Regions from separate parts of the Homo sapiens genome. Here region 1 is linked to region 2. A link is a loop called in an ENCODE intact Hi-C map of the cell type or tissue named here. Cell type or tissue: Calu3. All regions are shown on one strand. Links, peaks and the distances in the headings refer to the core of each region. The heading gives the core; the rest is flanking DNA. Region 1 has its middle 220 kb from the start of LINC02450. Region 2 has its middle 66 kb from the start of LINC02450.

Region 1 (7,746 bases), core at 1,917-6,916, 160 kb before region 2:
CTCAAATATAGTCAATATTTTCCCCAATGTCACAGAATCAGGGTTTCTGAACCCACTAAAGCAAGTTGGCTTTCCTAGCATGTCCGAGAAGTCAAGAGAAGAAAATCTGTAGTCTTAGCTATGAAGCGCTGTGAGCAAGAATCACCGGAGTGCTACTTTTAAAAAACATAACCTGTTCCACCAATGTGATTACAGATGGTCTGAGAACATCTCAGATTTACCCAGATTCAAGGCAGTAGACCTTCCAAAACAGGCAAAGCCTTCTAAATCAATTCAGGGAATAAAGCCAGACATGCATACTCCCTAAGAAAAAATACTTACATACAAGCATCTTTTCTAACTAAAAAGAATATTCATCAATTGATTTGAATATGAAAATAGGTTTTTAATAAAAATTTACTCTAAGAATAAGGCAAATTTGTGTGGTTTCCTTCAAGGGTCAAATTCTTACCATCCATAGAGAGGTAATGGTGGTCATGTTGCTTAAAATTTTGTGAGTATAAAATGATGGGTAAATCCTGAATGATACAAATAGTGCTTTATTAACACACAAGTGACATAGTTGAACTGCTATAAAATAGTCTCTTCTTTAACCAGCAGAAAGGAAATTGGTTTATATAATAGCAATTATATAATTAGAAGGAACTACAATCATGTTTGACTATTTTGCCTCCATAACTATTCTATGATAGAAACAAAATACTATTTATGTTATCCTCTCATTGAAGCCAATAAAAATTATAAGGCAGCTGATTTTATTTAAAGATGTCTATATATTACAGATTCCTTTTAGATTTAGCTACCACAAAAAATAACTTGGCTACAAATATGGATGGCTGGATAATTTAATAGCATACTATCTCAGCCAAATCAAATCAAAACATAGTGAACTTCTATCTTCTACCCAAGTGATTTTTCTTTAACTGTTTTTCTCCAAGCGTTCTTGAAATGTTCTGACTCGCTGGTTGTCTGACTTCTCATTAGTAACTGCAGACATCCAGAATGACACTGTGCAGAGCATTTAAGAGTCAGTCTTGCAGATAAGTGTAAGACTCAGCCGGATAATGAACCAAAGCACAGCTGGTTAGGAGCACCAGATGACAGAGCTCTGGGTGGGGGGAAGGAGGGTGAAAAAAGAAAAAAAGAAGTTGCTTATTTATCAGTCTATGCTCATCTAGACTAGCTGAAGTAATTTCCCAGTTGCCAAGAGCATAGGAAAAAGCATTATTTGACAAGGAGGCCTCTTTCTGCTAACGTACAAGCAGGCCCACGCACAAGGGCAACTCTCAAGTATACAGTTCTAACACTTCTGTTGGGTCAAGGTTGACTGAGACTCTTGGTTGGACAGTTTTCTGATACGTATCAAGCATTAAGATGAAAAAAGCTCCACAGGATATTCCACCTGGAAGTCTGCTTTTCAGATAGACAAATCATGGATGAAAATAAGTGAAACATAAAAAATAAATGACTAGTTCGGAGGAAAAAAGTAATAATATTGCTAAACACAAGGGAAGAGAAATCCATGGGCCACTTCGGTGGAATTTTGAAGTTCCTGAATAGGGTACATGTTTTCTTTTTTGTTTGTTTTCCTTAAGAGGTCCTTAAAATATCTAGCTCAAATTTATGATATCTTTTGATCAATTTCCTCTTTGTTTACAGCACATTGTTTTCCTAGGTTTTACTTTCTTCTGTATCTTCACAAAGTTAAGCCTCTTTTTAAATTTTGTATAGTTTATAATAAGAATATAAGTTGCCTGAGGACATGAAACAAATACATTACCTTTGTATCATCCAAGATGGCTTACATAGTGCTGCGTGTTTAATTGGCTATTTCCTATATCCACATGTCTCATTCCCAGGAAATAATGAAGTACCTTACCTTAAAAAAATACTTTATATGTTATCACTCCAAGATAATATTCATACATTAGTATTTTTAATTCAAAGGAGTGAGTAAAGGAAAATGTATAGTTCAAAGGCTGGTTGAGGACAGGAGTCAAGCATGAAGATATTCTGGAGCATAGAGCATTGGGGTAAACCTTCCATTCCAGAAGAGAGGTTTTTGCTACCTCCATGGCACCTAATGTTAGACCTGGCTCTGTCTCTGGTGTAGGGACAGCAAGATGGTGTATTTTATTTAGGTCATATGCTTGCCAGTTCTTTTTTAATTGCATAATGTCATTTCATACCAAATGATACAATAGAAAGTCTGAAAACCATAATTCTAAATAATGTTTAGTCAATATGAGTCAAGATACATTAAAATAGAAGTCATTTCTCAATAATAAAAAGGAACACTCAGAAAAGGAATCCTGTTTTCTCTCTAAATAAAAGCATTTTCAAATTAATCTGAGTTTATACATTATTCTCTCCCAGCGAAACAATATTAGATTGATGATATATTGAGACTTTTCTTCCTCCAGGGTAACAATCATTTGAGGAGGTAAAATAACTGTTTTTGTTAATGGGACACTGTTGTGTATGATTCTATATTTAATTTCACATTGTTGCTCTCTTCTAAATGTTAGGTGGTTTTGAACATAAAAAGACATTGTAATGCTAAATAGTTGGCAAGTGTATATTGCTTCCTCAATAATATTAGCTTCTTGTTCTTGATGCATTATATTTGCTTGAATTATTTTAAAATACTATGTAACTGATCATAATGTCTTTTTCCCCTTTTCCTTTTCCTAAAGACTGATGTATCTGGCTATATCTAGTGTAGACCATAGCTAGATATTTTGTAGTCAAGTTTAAGTTAACACCAACTTATGATATTTGGTGACAAAAACAAAAAACGGACTTTCAAAAGCCACTGAGGTTCCCCAGAATTTTATTTCTACGCCATGAAGTATTTATTAGCACCAAGGAGAAACCAGAAAAACTAGCACTTTTGCTATAACTTCCTTTCCTTATTCCTGGCTCATTTCTGATAAAAGTGTTAGAAGCAGAGAAATGACAAAAATAAAAGACTAGAAGACATGAGGAAGAAACAGCTAACAGCTAACATGGATAATTTACAACCAGTTCCTGACTCAACTCAGGAAAGCTATGTCAAAGAGGTAAGCTTATTGGAGTCTTAATAGTCTTTACAGTCTCCGTTTTTAAATGTTACCTAGCACAGGAAAAAAAAAAGTTCACCGATTGTTTAATTAATGACTCCATGATCTGTTAATCTATAATTTATCTCTTACAATTTTTCTTTTATCAAAAGTCTCTTTCCCAACACTGGATTTTTTTCAGTGTGTCTCCTATTTATAGCTTATTCCTTCTCCTTCACAAATTAATTATTATCTAGCCATGGGGCCCTCTTGTCTATTCACTCAATGCTTTCTCTAGGAGCTTTGGACACTATCCACAGTGTTAGTTACCTGTATACAGATGACTCACAAATTCATGTCTCTAGCCCAGACGTCTCCCTGAGTTCTAGCCATACATCTAATAGTTTACACTTGACCTCTCCAATTGGACATATAAAGAATCCATAATCTTAATGATCCCACCTCACCCCAACCAAATATGGTTTTCTTCCAGTGTTCCCTATCTCAGTAAGTGACACTACCACCTACACATTATCCTTGGCAACTTCTACACTTTCCCCTTATCTTGAAACCACTCTCTTTTCACTCTTCTCTGGTATCACCAACTTCAAGATGCCATCATCTCTCACCCCTAGTATTATTTTGCCCTTACTATATCCACTGACATACTAATAAAAGTAAAGATAAAATGGGGCTATGCCCTACAAGTTCAAGGCCATTGCAATTACTCAATACCCCAGGACACCAGGGTAAGGAAACATTTTCGATTTGTATAGCTCCCAACGATTTACACCTATACCTTAGACCAACATACACAAACATATACACATACACATGCTATTCACACCACAGCGTAGTTGCTGCCTATAGCAAGTTCAGTATTCTTTACTATTTATCTTTCTGCTCTTCCCATCCATCTAGCCTTGCAAACTTCCCAGTACAAATTTTAATTGCAAGGCCAAGATCTACAGCTCTCTTATCTTAATGGGATATTTATTCAGCACTTGCTCAAGGTGAATGCCGATGACTGCCAAAGTCAAGACCTGAATAGATTTAGTCATAGATAGTGAGGTATAGATTTCACACTTTATTTTTACCACCTCTTCAGAACAGGCCTAAAACAATGACATTCATCAGGTTAATTTATATGTTGCAGTATTTTAGAAGACAATCTGGTGTGATGGATTTATGGGCTGTGAAAAACCAGGGTCTAAGCCCAGATCCCCCACATTACCCACTTACTAGCTGGGTAATGTCAGGCAAACTACTTAACCTAAGAGGACTGTTGGGAGTTTTGAATCTGAAAATATAGAATGGCAACAAGGATGGTGCTGTGATTTCAGACTTCAGAGGATTGGCTTTGGAGTCAGAAAAACCTGACTTTAAGGTTAAGTCTATCACTTACAAGACCTTAGGACAATTTCTTAACCTTCCCTGGACCCCAATTTCCTCATGTGTAAAATGGAGATAATTCTACATATCCCACAGGGTTGTATTAAAGATCAAATTAATTCAGGGACAAGTGTTTGGCACAGCAACTGGCAGTAGGTGGGACACAGTGGCACTCGTGATGGGGAAAAGAAACTAGGAGAAAATGAGATGCATGCCATGCAGGTCCTTGGCCAGGGAAAGGGGAAAGGGATGTCGAGTGAGCTGTTGCCAGCCGAATCGAAGAGCAGAGAGAGAAGAGAATAAGAAAACCAGGAAACAGAGTGACCTGCAGCCAGAAATCGATCACCAGTCAGTGAAAAGTGAGAAGAGATAATGAAAAAAGCACCCAAAGTAAAGGAAATGAGAGACCACACAGTCCCAAAGAGAGAATATTGGAGATGAGGACTTCCTGATGATTTTCAATTCCTGTGGAGCCGCCTATAATTCATTAGTGTGTGATTTCTCTGCATTATAACAACAAAAATTTTTTTTCAGGTAACTTTATAGTGAAAAACCTAACAAACCCTACCTCAGCCAGGTGACCAACGTCAACATCAACAGTGATAAGTCGTGTTTATAGTAGGTAGGTAACTTGGATATGATGTGATGACAGTGGTACTTTACCTCTGTGGTCCTCCTCCCAAAAACATAGAACCCCAGGCCAATTATAAGGAAAACATCAGACAAACCTCAACTGAGGGACATTCCACAAAACATTTGACCAGTACTCCTCAACACTTTCAAGGTCATCAAAAACAAGGAAAATCTGAGACACTATCACAACAAGAGAGGCCCAAGAAGACATGATGACTAAGTTCAACGTGGTATCTTTGGCTAGGATCCTGGATGGAAAAAGGACATTAGATAAAAACCAAGGAAATCTGATCAGACTATGGACCTTAAGAATGTATGAATATTAGTTTATTAATTATAAAAATAAGCTATAGTAATTTAATAAGTTAACAATGGCCAACACTGGGTGTTGGGTATATGGGTGCTCTCTGTACTATCTTTACAATGTTTCTCAAAATCTAAAACTGTTCTAAAATAAAAATATTCAAAAAAATTTTTTTCTTTGAACAAGACTTAGATAAGATCTGACCATACAACCAAGCAATCCCTGGCTAGACCAGGTTGAAGCCTGGCTCTGGCACTGACTGGCTGTGTGACCTTAAGCAGGTTACTTATAATCTTAGAGCTTCTTGACTCATCTGTAACATGGAGAGAATACGTAGTAAGATTTGCCAAAAGGATTGAATGGCTCAGTGCATGGACAGAATAAGCACTCATTCAGAATAATAACTGTTACCATTTTTACTACTATTATTATTTAAAGGCTGATTGCCTAGTACATGGCAATACTCAACAAATATTATTTCCTTTGTCCATTCCTCCTGAGTATTGGTTCTTTATGACACATACATACACTATCTAGAATATCAATAGATTTCAAGTGTCTGTGCAAACTCTATTAAAACAAGCACAGTATATATTCTACTACACAAAATGTCACCCTACACTAGAATCATGTGCCTATTCAAAGCGTCTACTGTGGAGAGGTATTCACTACATTCTGCCAGGCATTTATCCAGGGTGCACAGGCTGACAGTTTGTCATAGGCTGCCTTAGTCTCTTTAATCTTTTTCAAACCCTAGGTTGAGCTGGCCTCAGTCTTGTCTACTTACAAAATTTGCTAGTATTTCCATGTGTTCAAAACCTCTACTCCCCCACTAAACAAGGAGGATCTCTTTAAAAAGGGAGGGGGTGGTAAATGCACTATTAAGCCTATACATGAAATTCTAAAAAAAACAGAATTTTTTTTTTTTTTTGAGACATAGTCTTGCTCTGTCACCCAGGCTGGAGTGCAGTGGTACAATCTTGGCTCACTGCAACTTCTGCCTCCCGGGTTCAAGCGATTCACCTGCCTCAGCCTCCCAAGTAGCTAAGATTACAGATGCCCGCCACCACACCTGGCTAATTTTTGTATTTTTAGTAGAGACAGGGTTTCACCATGTTGGCCAGGCTGGTCTCGAACTCTTGACCTCAGGTGATCCACCTGCCTAGGCCTCCCAAAGTGCTGGGATTAACAGGCATGAACCACTGAGCTCAGCTAAAATATAGCATCTTTTGATAATTTTTTTAAAAAGCCAACTTTCTAAAACAAATCAGGAATGTGACCTCTGTGTTATTCAGGATGGTATAAGCAAAGAAAAGGAGAAAACTGATATTTCATAGTCATTGTACTGTTTTCACAAGAAAAGATACTTTCTTAAAAACACAAATATACTCATTTTTGGTAATATATATTAATCATGTCATACAAAATATACATGAACAAAAAAGAAAAATATTTCTAAGTTTGAAAAGTACATGTCCCCCATCTTAACTCTGATGTTTAAAAAATTCTCTACATTCCTTTGGTTTATTTTATGTCAATAGACAATGTTTTTCAGGCTTTGTCCCAGCTCTGGCCCTATCCATTCAAATGTGATGCCATTTCATTTCACTGCATCAACATATGGAGCACATGGAATACGTCCTTGGCACAGTGCTAGGCCTTCTGAGGACACAAAGGAGGAATGTCACAATCACTGTCCTCAGGTGACTTACTCTAGAGCAGAGGAAATGAAACATGAACATTATTATGTGCTTGGCTAGAATATAAGAGCTATAAAAGACACTTAATCAAAGTGCCATGAGATTGCTGAAGAGAGAGATGTTAATTCCAACCAGAGGGATCAAGAAACTCATGAGCAAGGGTTGGTCCTAAAAAATTGGTAGTATTTTGACAGCCAAAGAAACACAGGAAGGGGAGGGACCCAAGAAGTGGAAGGACATTCATAGAAGCCAGAAAGTGGAGTTCATAATCTAGCTTAGTCTTAACTGTTCCACATCAACAGCATTTTGTTGCTTCTTAAGGATAATATCTCAATTTTGTAAAGTTCACCAGATGTGATTTTTTCTTTCTGTTTTGTTTTGTTTTTGAGACAGGGTCTGGCTCTCTCACCCTGGCTGGGGTACAGTGGTGCAATGGCTCAGTCTTGGCTCACTGCAGCCTCCACCTTCCAGGCTCAAACGATCCTCCCACATTAGCCTCCAGAGTAGCTGGGGCTACAGGCACACGCCACCATGCTCAGTTAATTTTTGTATTTTTTATAGAGACTGGGGTTCTCTATAGAGAACTGGTCCCGAACTCCTGAGCTCAAGTGATCTGCCCACCTCAGCCTCCCAAAACTGCTGGAGTGCTGGGATTACAGGCGTGAGCCACCATACC
Region 2 (7,746 bases), core at 1,900-6,899:
TGGAAGTGATGTACATAACTTTCAGTCACATTCCATTTGCCAAAATCTAGTTTATGACTACTCCTAACCACAAGGAACGGAGGAATGTAGTCTAGTCGTATGTCCTGGTGCAAAGGGAAACAGGTTTATCTAACACCTGTCCAGTCTCTGCCACTGAACCCCAGACCCAAGTTCCAGCCCATCATGGTATCATGAATATCTTATCAAGTCACTCTGCACGGGTCAGTTTTGAGAAGGAAATGATGGCCATCACGGTATAAAGCAAGGCCTAGTGTTGTCAGGAATTATACAGTAATTGTAGCTGCAAGCACTTAAGCAGGCCCAGCTCTGATTGGCATCTTCTACCAGGTTCATGGTAGAGGTAAGTTGTTCAAGTTAAGTAACAGAACCCTAGTTTCCTTATCTGTTTATATGATCTTGAACACCCAGGATGACAAGAAAAACATTGAACTTAGAATGCAGAGGAAGTTTCATAATGAGTTCAAATCTTTAAAGAGAGACAGCTTCAGTTTTAGCAGTCAGGGATTCCTATCCCAACTTTGTCACTGTCAGCCCTAAGTTCCTTATATGAAAGTTGAATAATTATACCTAATTCACAGAATAATGATGAGTAGGTTGGATAATTACTACAAATTGCTGGCACATAGTAGTTACTCAAGAAATGTTATTCCTTCCCCCCTCCCCACCTAACAAGGGACACATTCAGCTAAATTCTAGTAGGCAAGGTTCATTGCTGGTGCTCCTCCACAGAAATTTTTAGCACCTCTACCACTTGACATGATCTATAGCAGAATCTGAAGCTTCCCTCTCTTCTCTTTTCCCAAGAAAATTTCTCTGGCCTTCTCATCTGAGTCATGCTTTGTTCTCTACTAACCAGGTTAATGTGTTTAGTAAATTTTGAACATTCTGGAGACATTGTTGTTGCCAAAATAATTGGGGGAAGAAAGTCAGAGATGCTAAACATCCTGCAATAGCCAGGAATTAGACACAAGAGAAAAATTACCCTGCCCATCGTATCAATAGTGCCTCCCACTGTAAGGAATTTAATGGTGAAAATTAAAAAAAAAAAAAAAAAAAGCTTTATAGTGGGGAAACGGAAAGAAGGACTCTTCTGAGACACCATACAATGGCCGTTCTTCTGCCCCTTAGTTTTTGACTCACGCATCTCCACTAAGGTGATTCTACAAGAGAGAAAGCCTCGCACTTTTCTCCTCCACCAAGTAGCTGGACTGCACTTCACCCCACCCCCACCCCAGGAGTACTGTGACCACTTTTTCTATGCATCTGACCTCATGATCCAAGTACACAAAATAAACTCTGTGGGAATCATCCCAAGGGTTAAAGCCATTTCTTTCCACTTAAAATGGTGATGACTGACCTGGGAAGCAATAATTAAGTCTGAGTATAGATAAACAATAGGCAAGCTTGCACAACCAAATTCCTCATTGCAATCAGGTCAAAGTTAAAACTAATGACAAGCTGTGTCAAAAATAATGACACATAAAAACCTCTCAGTCAAGTGTGTTTAGTTCACAGATAGTCACTTTTAAGCATAAAACAGGTCTCCTATTCATTTGGATGTCATGAAATGGCAAAGTTGATACTGCTTAATGTAGGAAACTATTAGCTGATGCATATTTAGATTTCTGTTTAAAAACCAGAGTGTTAAATATCTTCCCCTAAAGAGACTTTCAAGTTGATCAAAGATACAGGATTGTCCTAATTCTTTTCAAATGCAGACCATCTTTAAAAAGTTAGAGCAGGAAACGTGTCCACGATTAAATAAAGTTAGATCTCTTATGATGCTTGCAATTTAAGATTTTTATCTTTTTGATGGGACTAATCCCAAAGCATTTTATTACTGGGTGAAGTCCCTTTTTCCATAGCATGGGTTCTGAGTCCAAGACCCAACAGGTCACAATTTTGCCTTTTATAATACACTTATATATGATATATAATATAAAATATAATAATATTTATGGAATAAAACTGCTCCAAGGCTGAGCTGAAAAGCACAGAAGGTGCTCAAGTGCTGCACTCCGCCTGCAATCCTGTGCATTCACAGACACTGGGCATCAGGCCTTCTGGCCCCAAACCAAGGAAGTTGCTTAAGAAAGAGCTGGCCCATTCCTGGGGTCATTTAACCTTCACTCCTCAGACAGAGCTTGTTTAAGCATTTTGCTCCTCAGATCCAGATTTTGGTCCCTGGTTCCTGAGGGACCTTTAAACCCCTAGTTTCTTGTCTTACGACCCACAGAGGACCTCTCTGATTAGAATGGAACAAGCAGATGAAGCTGGACCTGAGCGTTTTTCCATGAGCCTGAAATCTCTGTTGACATCTCCTCTGCCTCTCAGCCAGGACATTTTGAATCAGCCAGAAACTATCTGATTTCTCCATTTGATGTGATTACCTGAACACAGTGTAGCAGGAGGCCTAGACAAGATGCACAGGGTTGTTGTGAACTAAAGCTCCTTATTCCTTGAGATTAAAAGATACATGGTAATTCTGCCGCCCGAGGCCAGAGGCATCGAGTTTCTCTCAGTACAGACTTCCCCCACATTGGAAAGGAACTGTCATTAAAAACATTATTAAAGATCTGTCTCCCACGGGGGGCCCAATGGCCCCTCAGTCAGAAACCAGTGCTTTGCTTTTCTGCTGCCCACTGGCTCTTTGTTTGGAATCTAGACACCATCCCAAGTTGGAGGAGACTGGCCATAGGCTCACTGGGTCCTTTCTCAGAATTCCCACCAAGATGCTGCCTAGTAAAGGGATTGCAAACACCAGTCTTTTCCTCTATGCCAACGACTTAATTATAAGGAGCAGTCTCAAACCTTGCCGCCTTGTATCTCACAACCATCTGTGAGAACCACATCATTGCCTCTATTTTGCAGATGAGAAAACTGTGGTCTAGCTTCCATAAGTGACGAAGGGTCAAAGGAAGAGAAGTATCCAAACAAAGAGTGCAACCCAAATTATCTGGCTCCAAGACCAATGCTCCTGGCCATGCCCCTGCCCTGCAGCTGGCTTCTCAAAGCCTCCCTTCCTGGCAGCAACAGAGAGCGCCTGGCCATGCCTTCGTTCTTGTTTACTGGAGAGTTGACGGCAAGAAATCAGCAAGTATTAACCTGCAACTAACATAGGTCTCATCAGCTTTGTACATGAGTTTTTTTAATCGGACAAATCTAAATAAGACACTCATGTGGGTATTTATTGTAATTCAGCCTCCAGACCACAACTGGAGAGCATGTTGCTGCTGGTTCTTAGCAGGTCAATTAGTGGGTGGATGCTGGCATCCTCCAGGAACCATATCCTGCTTTACAATATTTAGCCTGCTCATATGCCTGTAAATTATAGGAATTGAAATACAACATATTATATACCCAGGTCCACACAACCAAAGGGAACCACCCTAATTATATTCAGTTAAAAATGGCCCAGCTCAGTCCTGAATTGTTTAGGTAATTAAGGGCAAGCCAAAGCTATTTGTCTGAATTACCCAGTAGCACGTGATTTTCTGTGCTCTCTGGACAAGTCTTGTAAACTCAAGTCATGCTTTTGTGTACTTCATATACTTTTATCATTACAGGTTGATGTGATATACTCTTATCTTTACAGGTTGTGTACTTCATATATGTTTATCATTACAGGTTGATGTGAATTTTCATATTTTATAGGCTCAGTTATTCCTGTGGGTATTTCCAATCTTAAATTAAGTGCTTATTTCACAAACCACAATTTCAACCATTCCAAGATCCATCGCTAAAGTGGTTTATACTTTAAACAACTTGAAAACATATAAAGTTGTCAATTCACTCTTCTGCCTAGGATACTAACTTCACACCCAACCAGCAGCATGTGCAGACCATGTCAGAGAAGCATGAGACAGAGAGGGGCTCCTCCACTGTGGAGGGAGGAGACCCTGATAGTTATTTTAGGGGACTTTGTCATTCATTTCATTTCGTTACTCTTGCCATCAAGTTGCAATTTCCTCTTTTTCTGCAACTAAATCATTCTGAATATGTTAACCCTAGGACACTATACCTTTTACATCCAACAGAGGGGAGAAATATAATAAAGTAAAAGTGAGCAGACCTGCCCTTCCCTTCTATATGCAGGCAACAATGGGATATATTGGATATTACTCTCCGATTCTTTTTAGCGTAAAGTTTTCCTGCATCAAATCACTTTTCCTCCTGCTGCCTGCAGCTGAACAGACAGCTGGAAGTCAGCTGCGTAGCGTCTAGCGTAATTGGTTTTTAAATGTGTCACTGTTAATTGTGTGACATTGTCTCTCATTCTGTTTTGTGAATGGACTGTGCTGGATGCTAGAGCTAGGCAGACAGCTCAGCAATTTGCCACTGTGGCTTTTCTAGACAAGCAAACTTTTCCTCTCTTATCCCTGCAATCAAGGGTAGAAAACCAGTGGAGGAGCTGGGAAAAATCCTAATTCTTGAAGATGTCCCAGAGCTGAGGCTCTTACTCAGGTACCGTTGTCCCAAACCATCAGAGCTCTCTCCAAAACTGACGTCCAGTGTCATCCTCGTTCATGGTTGTGGTCACCCACATGAATTCTTTCTATTGCCCCTCCCAGAAAAGGTCTTCACGTTTATGATTGTATAGCCCAGTCATTAGAAATGTCTGAGAGAGAATTCCACTCTCAGGTTGCATCGTGTGGTTATGAACTTCGTTTGATCACTGCTCCATCAATTTGACATTAACTGCTGCAATTTACAACCACTCCAGCTTTCTACCTATTACTGTACCTTCTGCAAGTGAAAAAAAGAAAAAAGGGGGTAGGGGAGACCTCTGCTGCCCAGGGGAAGTTTAAAAGAATGTGATGGCTTGTTAAAACCTGACAGGGGATCACTGGGGGAAGGGGATCACTGAAGACAACAAACCAAGCCTGGTAATGAATAATGTCTTGCTCCCCGCTGTGAACACCAGTGACCTGACCTGTCCAGCAAGGCAGAGGAGTGAATAATTCACCGTGCGAGTCATAGGCCTCCTGGTAGGCCACAACATTGCTTTGTCTTACAAATATGTTCTCCCACAGAATCAGACCTGACAGGCTGGTTCGTTCAAGAAATGTTTAAACAAAAGCCTTGTGTGAGGGAAAGAGCACTTTGTGATTTTGGCCCAGGGCTCCCAGCGCTGAAGTTTCTGGTGAGCACTTAGCTGGTTAATAAATCCACAAGCATCAAAGCAAAGGTAATCAAAAATGGAACTGGTCAGAAGATGCGGAGGCCCTGCTCCTGTCTGATGAAAGTGTGATGAAGTCAGACAAAAATCCATTTTCACCACATATGCAAATTGAAGTCACATTCATTGTCTGACTTGAACCCACAAAGTGAAGAAAGTATAATGCAGCTGGGAATTCCAGGTGACCACTTGACCTTGACTCTTGCAATTTAATTTAAAAGAGAAAAAATAAGTATATTTCTCTTTGAATGAAGAACCAGAAAGATGTCAAGACTTTTTGGTTGAATTTACTCTTTATGGTGGCTTCAAAGTAGACTGCAGAGGTTTCTGCGAGTTTTTGGAGGCCAGGGCAATTGGTTAGGTCCCTTGGTTTGTGGAAGAAGGGGTCTTAGTGTTACACCAAAGAATAAGATATTCTGAGTCCTTGGCCCCTCTTCTTCCTGGATGGGGATCAGGCAGACATGATGAGACAAATGAAATGGGAAAAAGTGGGAGCCAGCCTCAAGGAAGAACACTTTACTTCTTCATGATGCTTCCCTTTCTGCTGATCTGAGAAAGTGAGGTTCACAGAGAACTGGTAGAATACAGAGAGATTGCCCCCAGAAGGCTTCTGATATCCCCTTCCTAGATATCAATGTGTATATAACTCAGTTGACTATAAGAACAGGACTAGGGAACATTATGTTTGAGCAAAGTTTTACTCTGAATTAATGCTTGACCTAAATTGCTAATGAAATTGCTCACTGGTACGTATTGTAAACTACAAACTGAGCTAAACCAGCCTTGAAACACACTCCACAGGCAAGGCTCCATAACTTAGAGCGGAGACTCAGACCGACCTCATGGTAAAGGGTTCTAAAAGCCCTAAGACAAAAATAGAGTGTGCTTGGCATGAACAGTCACCTCTCCCGACATCCCTAAATAAGTTCCATTATGGAAATGTCGTGAATTAGCCACGGGACACCTTCCTGCTGTTGGGAGTATAAGAGTTAGTCTTCGCCACTTCATTGCCAACCTTTGGCACTGCTAGTCTTTTTAGTTCTGATGCGTAGTGGTTTGTCACTGTGATTTTAATTCATATTTCCATGGTAAGTTAGGGCAACCATAAAATGTATCCTTTAAACAGAAAATGAAAGGTGTGCTTTTAATAACTGAGCAACTAACGTAATCTGGGGCTAATATAGGCAAACTGGGATATATGATCTCCCTACTGCTGACTAATGAGGTTAAGCACTTTTTTATATGTTTGTTGGCTATTTGGGTATCCTCTTTGAGAATTTATCTATTGAGTTGTCTTTTTATTATTTTATTTTTCCATAAGTTATTGGGGTACACAAGAGTAACTTCTTTAGTGGGGATTTGTGAGATCCTGGTGCACCCATCACCCGAGCAGTATACACTGCACCATATTTGTAGTCTTCTATCCCTCTCTCCTTTCCCACTCTTCTCCTCAAGTCCTCAAAGTCCATTGTATCATTCTTATACCTTTGTGTCCTCATAGCTTAGCTCCCACGTGTTGGTGAGAACATACGATGTTTGGTTTTCGAGTTGTCTTTTTCTTACTGATAATACCGATAATAGGAGTTCTTTACATCTTCCTATTATATACATATATATATATATATTTCACATAAACTCATATATGTTTCATAAAGATATTTAGTCATAAAATACCAGTCATCTGTTTTATATATTGGGGTTTAGCATACTATATTGCTAAAATACTTGAAAATCAGTGCTCTAGAATGCTAGTTAAAATGTGCTCTACTTTGCATCTAGAACACATGGTGAACCTATCAGGCCATGGTGTGACATATTAAGACTTTTACTCAGAGTCTATTTTTCTCATTGAAAGAATTTCTAATATTTGATTGCCTCTTTATTGTTACACTTTGCTTTGTTTGGAATTAAAACATTACAGATAGAATTGAAAATTCCAGCATGTCATTTCCCAATCCTATTCTATTCCTTCCCCACCAGAGAAAACCTCTTTAAAGAATTCTGTTTATCATTTTCATACAGCTTTTATAATACTACAACATATATGTATCTATAGTTACATACAGTAATGTTTAACAATATATAAATAACATACATATCATATGCGGTATATACAATAACTATTCTGTACCTTTTTGCTAAAGTCTGTTTTTTGAGATTTATTCATATTGATACATGTGGCTCTAATTATTTTTAAACTGGTGGGTTAGTAATCACCACTGTATGAATATATCATAATTCATTTGTTCTCCTGTTGATAGATATTGAGGTCATTAACCTCCTCTGTTTAAAAAATGCAGACTTTAATGAGACTTCTTTAAACAAAACTACTTATTAACAAGTGTTAGGCTTTTCTAAGAGATATATCTAGAAGTGGAATAGCTGCTTCATAGAAAATAAGCACTCCAATAGAAAATTACAAGATGTTGCAGAAAGTACTCTTCAAAATGTTCTCCCTAATGTTGTATGTTCTTCTCAACATTGTATGAGAGTTACAACTGCTCTACAGCCCCAATAGTACTTGGTGTTTAGTTTTGCCAATGTGA

What was found. Hi-C counts contacts between places; a loop is a spot of excess contacts. Peaks named below come from ENCODE experiments on the same cell type or tissue, not always from the same donor. Only the 100,000 strongest peaks of a DNase experiment are listed, where the experiment ranks them.
Region 1: a loop joins it to region 2, with 4 times the contacts of the local background. A loop is called at or near these places in 1 of 110 quality-filtered maps.

Annotation. Positions count from the first base shown.
Region 1 is chr12:42,911,873-42,919,618 of GRCh38, reverse strand. No RefSeq gene overlaps it. Among named protein-coding and RNA genes, the nearest start is that of LINC02450, 220 kb to the right of the region's middle. In Calu3, for the core only: no CTCF peak of the experiment used is centred there; a DNase peak (open chromatin) is centred at 4,738.
Region 2 is chr12:42,754,426-42,762,171 of GRCh38, reverse strand. No RefSeq gene overlaps it. Among named protein-coding and RNA genes, the nearest start is that of LINC02450, 66 kb to the right of the region's middle. RefSeq lists an enhancer at 4,806-5,692. In Calu3, for the core only: no CTCF peak of the experiment used is centred there; a DNase peak (open chromatin) is centred at 4,991.